Linked DNA regions of Homo sapiens: region 1 is linked to region 2. A link is an interaction called in ENCODE POLR2A ChIA-PET data of the cell type or tissue named here. Cell type or tissue: Caco-2. All regions are shown on one strand. Each heading gives the region's core, and the rest is flanking DNA. Links, peaks and the distances in the headings are about the cores only. Region 1 has its middle 3.8 kb from the start of SP8. Region 2 has its middle 66 kb from the start of SP4.

Region 1 (5,387 bases), core at 70-5,069, 570 kb before region 2:
GTTTTTTCTTTGGGTAAGAAATTGAAGAGCGTTTTACGGAATTTAGAAATTTTCACAGAAAACCTCACTGCCTCTTTCTGAGAAAAGAATCAGGACTTTGATCGAAATATATGGGTTCTATTTATCTAAGAATAGAGAGGAGCTTTTGACAAATCTTGGACATTTATCCAGGCGTCAGTGTCTAATGGCGATTGGGCCAGAGATCTGTCTATGAGTGTGTGTGCATGTTAATAGATACACTTAGTTCAAATTCGGTGGGGTTTAGTCATTTGCTTGCCATTTGTGTTATTAGTTGCCTTCAGAAATGCCATTACAATTTCACTGCCACCACAAGGGAACTTAAACCGCAGAAAGCACAACACCAGTGTAGCAAAAAGTCCAGTCTTTGTAGCCCTATTGAATATTCATAAGTTATAAAAACAGTTCATATTTTTAACCAGTTACAAGTGCTCTCAGAAGTCTAATTTTAAAATGGAATTAACTAAAATGTGACTAGCTGGGCGAACTGTTTTGTTTTGACTGGGAAAACATTTTTATTTTACTGTTGTGTTTGAACCCCCCTCAAGGATTTCACAGCTTCTAGGGATGTCAAAAAATCTTCCTAGGGTTTACAAAATTTCGAAGTCAAGTTGTATCGTGTAAATTTCATTGAGCAGAGTTGAAACTGATGTTTGTGGTGTGAGAGTGTACATTTCTGACCCTTTTTTAAACGCTGTGGGGATATTGACTGTACATCATATCTATTGATTAAGGGGGTAAGGTATACTCTCATACTTTGAAGTAAGTGTGAAGTAAATTAATGAACTGCTTTCTTTCTCTGAGGGCTGACGCTTACCATAAATGTCGTGTTTCTCCCTGCAAGCCGCTCTGAATGATTTTAGCGTGTTGAGAAGGCGTGACAGGCCAGCCCAGAAGGAGGAAGGGGTGGGGGAAGGAGGGTACTCCGTTTAACAAATAAAAGAGAATTAACTTCATTGCTTTGGTCTCCTTCTTTAATGATATTCATTTTAAGGGCCTAATATACAGTTGTTCAGATTTGGGGTTTAATTCTAATCAATACCATCATCCTCAAAGGTGGAGAAAAACAGCTTTGAGGGGAGGCTCCCATCTATGAATAGTTATTTATTTTATCTTTTTATCCTCCTATCTTCTGGAAGGAAGTGAGGCAGGACTATTAAAAAGTTAAATGCTGATACTGAGAGTAAACAGAGGCGTTAACACTGTTTCCTCAAAAATGCCAGGAATTAGAAAAACCCAGCGTCATGTGACTGCAGTTTTGAGCTACCTAATTCTAAGATTTTTCAAGTGTATAAATTAACTTTAGAATCATATGTCATTCTTCCTATAAGTCACAACGTTGGTGTGGATTTAATGAAAATACTGGATTCTTCAGTTTGTGTAAGATTGGCTTGCAGCATTTGGGGATTTCCACAAAGGTGTGTATGTGCAACTTTCTTCATTATATATATGTATATATATTTTTTATTAGAAATATATGTATATTCCACTTACTTTCATATAAAAAGTGAGCTATTTCTTTCATAGTAGCATTGGTCAAAGGGCATTTTTTTCTTGTACCACCCTTCTTTCACTCCCTCCCCAAAAGAAATGGCTAGTGTTTGTGACATGAGGCATAAGGCAGCTGTGTTAAAAAGAAAAGACAAAGAGAATTATATAATTGACCAAAAATTTTAGCAGTCATAATTTTGCATCTAAATATGCTTGAAACTAGACTTAATGACAGCTCTTTCTCCACTTTGGAGAAGTGACCCAATCATTCTTAAATCCTGTCCCATAGGAGAGAACATCTGTAATCCATTGTTGATATAGCCTGCCTGGCAAAGCATTTCAGGGTGCATACACTTCGGTTTAACTTTTACGATATTGATTATTACTCTTGAGTATTATATTGTGATAATATAGATGTTTGAAAAAGAGGGGGAAGAAAAATAGGAAGTACAGGCTTTCTAACATTAATTAAAAGTTTCTCCACCCCATATGAAGTTTAATGTGCTGGCAGGAAGAGGGGTAGATGGATATTCTGCTGTTTCTTGCAAACCTGTGGGATCCACTATCAATAAAGCTAAAATCTATTAGCATTCTGTATGCATCTGCAGCATAAATTTCATTTGAATTTCAAATTTAATAAACTAGGAGGTTTTTAATCATCCCTGGTTTTATTTGTTTGATATTAACATGCTTATTGACCGGGTCTGGTGACCAGTTTGATCATTACAGGACAGCAAAAAGTTAATTAAAACGACCACAGCCCCTTAATCATATCATCTGTCTCATCCATGTCGCTCTCTTTATTACCGGTGATGATGGATAGTCTCCCAGATTAATTTCTCTGTTTCTTCGATTTGGACAACAGCTTTTGGGACCTAATTTACATCCTGGGAACAACTTGCTCAAGTATATCTAACACCTTGCAGCTACAATATACATCAACATCTCCTTAGATGGAACGGAGAAAGGAAGGTTTTTTGCAGGCAGGTTTGAAGACTAATCAATGCTCGGATCTGGAGGTCTTAGCTTTCACAACCAAAGAAACAGAAGGTCCTAAAAGCAAATTAGAGGCCTCAATTCCTGCTTTTCCTTTTGCGGGAGTAGGAAGTGAAAGATGCCTCTGCTGTTTGATTAATAGATTAAAATGTGTAGCTACAGCGACAAGTAAATAAAGTCATTTGTAACCATTAAGTACAATTAGGGATTTATAGTGGAAAACATCAAAGTTATCTAGGCTTTCAAGTGTCCGGCAGCTCATCTACACCAAATACGGTTTTTGAACTTGTTAAGTGTGGACCACTATAAACAGAGCGTCAAAAAAAAAAAAAAAAAAAAAAAAAAAAAAAAAAAAAAAAGAGAGAGAGAGAGAAAATAAAAGGAAAGGAAAAAAGCCTAATGGTAAAAAATGCACACAAACTGTAGCGCGTACCTCTGCAGGGTACGTTTAAACCCGGCTCTTAGCATCTCGGTTTCTAGAGCGTTGGCAGGGACATGCAGCTCTGGAAGCTGACCGGCGGGTGCCCGCGGGAGACAGAGCGAACGCAGTGCTGGCACTGCGTCCCTGGCCTGCGCCTCTCCCAGAATGGGAAGACGACCCCCAACCCCTTGACTAGTGTGCGGGGTCCTCGCACGCGGACGTGTTGGCTACTAAATAAAGCGTGAAGAGGGATCGCTGGGTAGCTGAGCGCCGCCGGCGGCCGCCGGGAGCAGCGAGCTGAGCCAGGTTGGGTGGGGGTGTTTCCTCGTCGAGAGCTCTCTGGTCAAAGTTTCCTTCCCGCTGGAAAACAAAAACAAAAACAAAAAACAAACCAAAACCAAAACAAACAAAAAAAAAAAACCTGGCTAGGCGTGGACCTGTGAATTCCTGAGGGGTGCCCCTTAGCAGTCCATTTCTCTTTCGTGTGGTTTTACTAAGAAGTTACCTAACATTTCCTGGGAAGAGAGGTAATACAAGCCCCTCGCTGGTGGCAGATTGTTGAGCCGTAGGTGGGAAGAGATCAGTCGGCCAGAGCCCAGAGAGGGCTGTATTTTCCTGATTGGAAAATGGGAACTTCCACGCTGAACAATAGCCTCTATTAGTGAGGTTATTTGGTTCCAAACTGTCCGGCCACATTTATAGCCGAGTCCTTACTTTTCTGGTAGTGCTTAATTGGATGCATTTGTTGACCACAACGAAGCAATAGTGACTCTTGATCTACTGGCACAGGAGCTTCTTGGTGATGAAAAGCGTTGCCTTGATGACTGTAAATAAATGAGACCACTTGAGAGAGCATTTCCTATTTTTTTCTTGACTTGATATTTTTCTTCCATTCTCCTTAATATTTACTTTTTCTTCTCTGCCACTTCAAAATGTTCAAAAGTTAGGGACACTTTAATTAAAAGAGATTTACTTATCTGACTTAGCATATTACCAGCTTTGATTTATTTTAGCTGGGATATTCAAATTGCATAGTTAGAAGACAAGCGGGACTTTCCCCATGTATCAAACAATCATCTTAGTAGTAGGTAAGTTCATAGATAGGAAAAGTATAAAGATATTTACCAAAATTGATGTTCAAAATCTCCATCTCTGTGTACAGCCTGTATTAAAGGAAGAAAACAAAACACCTTTCCCTATTTATTGTCAACACACATAATGTTCATATCTTCATGCTATGTTAATGTGGCCTCGTGCTACTTCTACATTCAGGCTTGCACTCTACAGTACTTTTTATATTCATCTCTGCCAGCCCATGGATAAAATTGATAATTAATTCTACAGCACTTTGTATTTCTCCTTCATCATATAAATGAAGGAAACACATGTAGGGAAAAGAGTTTGCTCATTTAGTGTGAATGGTGTGTGTTTGTGTGTGACTGTCGTTCAAGGCAAGAGAGCAAAAGAGAAGCTTAGACATTCAGATGAGTGTGTCTCTGATTTTTTTCCTAGAATGGATTTGTTTCTGTTATTTTCTCTTTTGGTATTATATATCACTTTCTTACAGCTAACATGCAGAGTTAAAAACTACTAAATGCTTATCCTCAACACTATTGATTTCTTTTCATTCTGTTCTGTTAGTAGAGGAGGTAATGCTCCCAGATTACCCCGGGGTCTCCTCCAGACGGTTGACAATTGCAATCGCAGTTTTGGGAAGATAAATGTTACTCTGGGAATTGTGTTTAATTACAAATAATCTAGGAGCTGCTCCAGGTCTCTGGGTTTAACCACACATGTGTTCAAATCACTGTATAAGGTTTACAAATGTGTGATATTTGTGAAAGGGGATACAATTCACTTTCTAAAACCAGGGGACAAACTAGCATGCTCCCACTTTGGGTTTGTCAACAGATTCTTAGAGATAACACTACCCAAAATAACACCAATGACCAGAAAGTGTGGCGTCTTCGAGCACTTGAAAGCCTAAAAAATTGTTCATTGGAGTTTACTTTCAGGTCAGTTTTATTAAAATGAAAATCTGAAAATTAGCCATGCTTTCTTGAGTTCTCAAAGTCTCTTGCACAAGTCCATTTGTGTAGAGAATATTTTTGAGTCTACATAAGTTTTTTTTAATTTTATTTTATTTTGACAGAAGTTTTGTGGATGTCCCCTGAAATAGCTCAATGGTTAATTTTTACTGTTCCTCTTGTAACTCAGCTGCTACCTTTGTGTGTGTGTGATTCTTTGCTTATATGGCAGCTCAATTAGTGTTGTTTGTGTGTGTGTGCTCGGTTTTTTCTAATAGTCTTATTAACAAGAAAAAAGGTGGCGAACAGGTTATTCTCTTAACCTGACCTGGCTCTAAGAGTAAGATGAGCAGCACTGAACAGATGTCCCCATTTAAGCCGTTCTTTTCCCACATGCCTGCTGGATATTGCAGGCGCGCAGGAAGCTCGCTTCA
Region 2 (5,387 bases), core at 130-5,129:
TAGAGATATCAGAAAGTAATCTTCTCTGTTCCCTTATGAGTGTCAAGAGCTAATCCCTGGGGGAAAGGGAAGAATTTTTGAGATTTATCTGCTGTCTTTTTTAAACACTTTGCAAGTGAATTATTGCAATCTGCATGGGGCACTCAAAATGACAACTCTCACTAAACACTAACCACCATTCAATTGCTGAAGAAGAGGGCAAAGAAATATGACCAGTATAAAATGGGAGTCCTTTTCTTGAAGCCAAGAGAAGAAGTTCATATAATTGTTCAATTCTGCCACAAGTCATTACATTGGAAGTGAAAAATTTAGTCAAAGAAGCGACAGAGTTAAATGGGGGTATCTGACATGTTTTATTTTCACCAGTAGGACTGACAAATTTTAAAAGGATTAGATGGCTGAGATATCTTCTGGTCAGGAAGTCTCCTTGAACAGGAAAGAGAAAATTTAGGTTGTCAGTCTTAGATACTTTTTGTCACTACCTCTATACTTTAAAATCTATAACCAAGGTGAATCTAAAGGATAATTTTAAATGGTCCTTGGTGGAACAATACTGGTGGTCTCTTTTTCTATGCCATGTAAAGGGAGGGAAATTTGCTCTTACCTGCCCAGTAGAAATAGCCCAACCATTCCTGCAATTAAAAATGAGAAAATTTAGCCTGCTTTCAGTGTCACTATAGGAAGGAAAAAGAAAAAAAAAAAAACAATTACTCTAAAAACAATAAAATGTACTCATGATAAATTATCCTGGTGATATCACCTGTACTCAAGAAAGAAATATGACAAATGATAGATTCTTTTTCTTGTTTCCTAGGAGAAAGAAAAATAGCATATTCAAACATCAAGACAATAACAAGTTTTGTAGTAATAGAATTTTTTAGAGATATCTAAAGATAGCACCACATTTGAGTAGCATGTATGTATCAGGCTCTGCTCCAGGCACTTTCTGCCAATTATCACTAATATGCACCATCAACTAATAATAAGAGTGGCTATGTTACTATTCCCAGCTTACAGAAGAGGAAACTGTTGCTCAGTGAAGATCAGAAATGTGTCCAGAACATCACAGCTAGTAATTTGTGGTGCTAGCATTTTGTGATACTAAAAGCTGTGCTCTCTCCATCATATTACAGTAATTCCCAAAACACTGGCCCCAGCATCATAGAAACAATCTAGGGTGAATCTTAGCTATACTACACAGAGCTAGATGGATAGAGGGAAATTTCTAGACACAATCTTCCCCTTTGTATGGGGTTCAGAGTTTCAGAACCATCCTGATATGAGCAAAGTGAAAACCCATATTTGGGTAACTGACTTACATACAAATTAAACTAATAAATAGTCAGGTGTCCCCACACAAAATACCTCCTGTCATTACACTACTACCAGGTAGTACAATCCTTTCCCTTTTTAGGCTGCCTATTATTTTGACGTTAGCCTTTATGTGTGAGTTCTCAACATGGCTCGTATTCTCTCATTGCTGGTGTCCTGCTGCAGAGGGGCATAAACTATAGGAACACAAATCATGTATAAAAGTGCTATCTTGGCTGTGCACAGTGGCTCACGCCTGCAATCCTAGCACCTTGGGAGGCCAAAGCAGGTGGATCACAAGGTCAAGAGATCGAGGCCATCCTGCCCAACATGGTGAAACCCCGTCTCAACTAAAAATACAAAAATTAGCTGGACGTGGTGGCGCTCACCTGTAGTCCCAGCTGCTTGGGAAGCTGAGGCAGGAGAATCGCTTGAACCCAGGAGGCGGAGGTTGCAGTGAGCCAAGATTGCGCCACTGCACTCCAGCCTGGCAACAGAGGAAGACTGTCTAAAAAAATAAAAAATTAAAAAAATTAAAAAAAAAAGGGCTATCTTATTTCTCTGTTCTTTGGAAATTTCATTTTCCTGATCTTCTTGTTACAGCTTTCCCTCACTTCTCCCTCTTTTACAGTGCACTCCTTTTTGTCTACTGGTGTCTCTACCAGCTCTGAAAATTGAGAACCCTTGGGAATTTGTCACTTGGCTCTGGACCCATTACATCATCCAAACAAAAATGGTTTTCTTCTAAAATATAGTGGCTCTGCATTTGAAGTCTTTCTGTCCACCTGGATTAATCATTTTCTTGAGGTCGTCTGATAATTTTACACCTTTTCTAGCTGAGTTGACCTGTGTTGACAGATGAAAGCATATTTGGCCACATCCTGTCTCCTTTAACCTTCATTCATATCACAATGCTTTCTGGTGCCTATGATCTAAATGCTTCTTCTACATACCTCTCTCCACTATCTTGGCTTTCTCTCTTATCTAGACTGTCTATCAAACCACACTGTTATCTGCTTGACCATATGTATTCCTACCTCCACCAAACAGAAATCTTCTTACAGCTGTGTCTAATTTCAAAAGAGAAATATTTGCCATTAATATCACCATGAAGAAGTTCCCAAGCAACCCAATAGAAAATCCACAAACTATCTTTTTTTTTTTTTTAAATCCACAGACTTTGGTGTTGCCTAGAGCCTTGGCTAGAAGAATTTCTGACGTTGAATCTGATCACTGGCCACCGCTTTGGCTTCCTGAGCAGTATTCTGCATGTACATGTCAGCTGAGACATCCTCTTCCAACCACCCTAATCAGATTGGCTTGTTCCAACCAAAGGCCCTCGTAAGAATAAAAATTTAAATGGTCTTCTTCTCTCTTTCCTCCTCCTTCCTTTTCTTACTTTTGTATGTAATCAGTACACTCCGCAAAACACCTAACATTTACTTTGCTGTTGTGTTATGTGTCTCTTTTTATGTATAAGTTTTATATCCCAACTAGACTAATGACTTCTTTAGAGAAGCAACATTGTCCTATAATCTTTATGCTCCCAATACTCTCTAGCATGAGAAAAAACAGATACTCAAAAACTGTTCTTTAATTGTACTTTAATTTTCTCTGCAGGTGGATTTTAACTTTTTATAGCTTCATTAGTTACTGTTGGTGTTCTGAAGAGGAGCAGATTCTGCAAAATCCAAAGCTTTTCTTCATCATATGGAATTTAAGGAAAAGAAAAACAAAGGTATGTCTGGGGACTTTGACTGAGAAGAAGTGGCATTTAAATTTTTTCCACTAACCCCAGTATCGGCACCAAGTTAATATTTAGTTTCTGGAACTCTCATTTCACTTGAATTCCATTACTCTTGCTCTCTCATCAAAAATGTGAATTCCCTATAGGATCACGCAGAACAGACACTTAAAATTTACTCATGAACTTCCTAATTCCAAGCAGTAGTCACCACAGTTAAAAATTTTCGTTGTGAAATCTTAGAAAACAAAGATCATATCTAATCAAAACTATATAAATACTAAAGAAATCATAAAATGTACATTTTATGTACCTGCAATAAATTTAATAAACATTAAGTAAAAATACAGTCACTTTTCTCTAACAATTAGATTTTAATATAGTCACTAAATGATTCAGGCAACTATACTACATAAATTCAAGCTAGCTAAATCTATAAACTTAAATAGCTAGACTTTTTTTTTTCTTTGAGATGAGTTCTTGTTCTGTCATTTAGGCTGGAGTGCACTGGTGCAATCACGGCTCACTGCAGCCTCAACTTATTGGGCTCAGGTGATTATCCTACTTCAACCTCTTGAGTAGCTGGAACTACAGCCGCACGTCCGGCCAATTTTTCGTATTTTCAGTAGAGATGGTATTTTGCCATGTTGCCCAGGCTGGTCTTGAACTCCTGGGCTCAAGCTGTTAGTCCACCTTGGCCTCTGAAAGTGTTGGGATTATAGATGTGAGGCACTGCGCCCGGCCAATAGCTGAATTTTGTTTTATATTTACTTTAAAATTGTTTTTAATGTGCTATCCTTAATAACTGTTATTTGCACTATCTGTCCCATTCTCTAATAAAAGTCAGTGTAAAAGTTTCCATACTTTATGCCATGTAATATATACCCCTACCCACCTAATCAAAATAATATGTATACAGCTCAAAAATCATTATTTCAACAACCAAAAAAACCCTTTTCTCTCCTCTTCTGTCATTCTTTGTTACTTAACCATGGATAATGATTATAATATAGAAATTATCTTTGCAGTTTTTCTAACCTCAGAAGTTTTAGATATGTAGTATCTCAAGGGCCCTTTTAAAATAAGTATCTTATGGGTTTATTTCCTGGATGTAGATAATCTTCATCAAGAGTTCTGTTTGTTAACAATTATTTTCTGACTTTTTCTACACAAAGAGACCCTGCAGTCAATATTTAAAGCATATTATATCTAGCCACACTCAATGCACATTTTATCCCAACATTATACCTTGAGTACAGTATGGTAATGAATGAATGAATCCACCACCATATATATCATTGATTAACATGTATTTATTTATTTATTTATTTATTTTGAGATGGAGTCTCACTCTGTTGCCCAGGCTGGAGTGCAGTGCCGTGATCTTGGCTCACTGCAAGCTCCACCTACTGGGTTCATGGCATTCTCCTGCTTCAGCCTCCCGGGTAGCTCGGACTACAGGTGCCCGCCACCACACCCAGCTAATTTTTTTGCATCGTTAGTAGAAACGGGTTTCACCGTGTTAGCCAGGATGGTCTCGATCTCCTGACCTCGTGATCCGCACGCCTCGGCCTCCCAAAGTGCTGGGATTACAGGCGTGAGCCACAGCACCTGGCCCCATTTATTTATTTAACTAATAATAATTGAGAGTACTATAGGCCAGGTAGTTTGCTAGATAGTGAGCAAACAAAGGTGCAAAAAGACAAGAGACAGACAGCAATCTAAGTGACTCAGTAAGTAAATAGGAGGGACAGCCAACTTAACCTTGCAGGGGGCTGGGTATAGAGGTTAGGGGGTTTGACAAAGGAAGCTTCCTCAGGAAAGAGATCAAAGCTGCAATCTGGAGATTGAGCAGGAATTATCCTGGGAAATAGAAGGAGGAAGTAATAATAGTTAACACTTAAAGTGTCTCCTATGAGCCAGGTACTGTTCTTTACATACAGTAACTCATAGTCTTCAAAACAACCAGGCAATATAGGTACTGCTAGAACACATTATAGACAAGGATACTGCCGCACACAGAAATTAAATAACTTGCTTGAGGCCATGCAGCTGGCAAATGTAGAATCAGATTTCGAGCCCAAACATCTGACCCCAGAGTACTGTCTTTTCCAGGAGAGATAACATAGGCCCAGCAGCAATGGTAAAAAAGAATAATAAGAGACCTTACATTTACAGAGCACTAGCCCAAGCCCCCAACATATATGATTGCATTTATTCCTCATACAATTGTATGAATTAAGTGCTATTTGCATCATCATTGCAAATGTAGATTCAAAGGCTTAAAAATATTGAGGAACCATAATGAGCTACCACTTTACATCCACTCAGA

The links. ChIA-PET counts read pairs that join two places held together with the same protein. Peaks named below come from ENCODE experiments on the same cell type or tissue, not always from the same donor. Only the 100,000 strongest peaks of a DNase experiment are listed, where the experiment ranks them.
Region 1: POLR2A ChIA-PET joins it to region 2 with 8 read pairs; 1 of 35 experiments calls an interaction of 5 or more read pairs at or near these places.

The regions. Positions count from the first base shown.
Region 1 is chr7:20,788,018-20,793,404 of GRCh38, forward strand. No RefSeq gene overlaps it. Among named protein-coding and RNA genes, the nearest start is that of SP8, 3.8 kb to the left of the region's middle. RefSeq lists an enhancer at 4,992-5,387. In Caco-2, for the core only: no CTCF peak of the experiment used is centred there; no DNase peak of the experiment used is centred there; H3K4me3 peaks cover 491 bases; H3K27me3 peaks cover 249 bases.
Region 2 is chr7:21,359,362-21,364,748 of GRCh38, forward strand. No RefSeq gene overlaps it. Among named protein-coding and RNA genes, the nearest start is that of SP4, 66 kb to the right of the region's middle. In Caco-2, for the core only: no CTCF peak of the experiment used is centred there; a DNase peak (open chromatin) is centred at 2,560.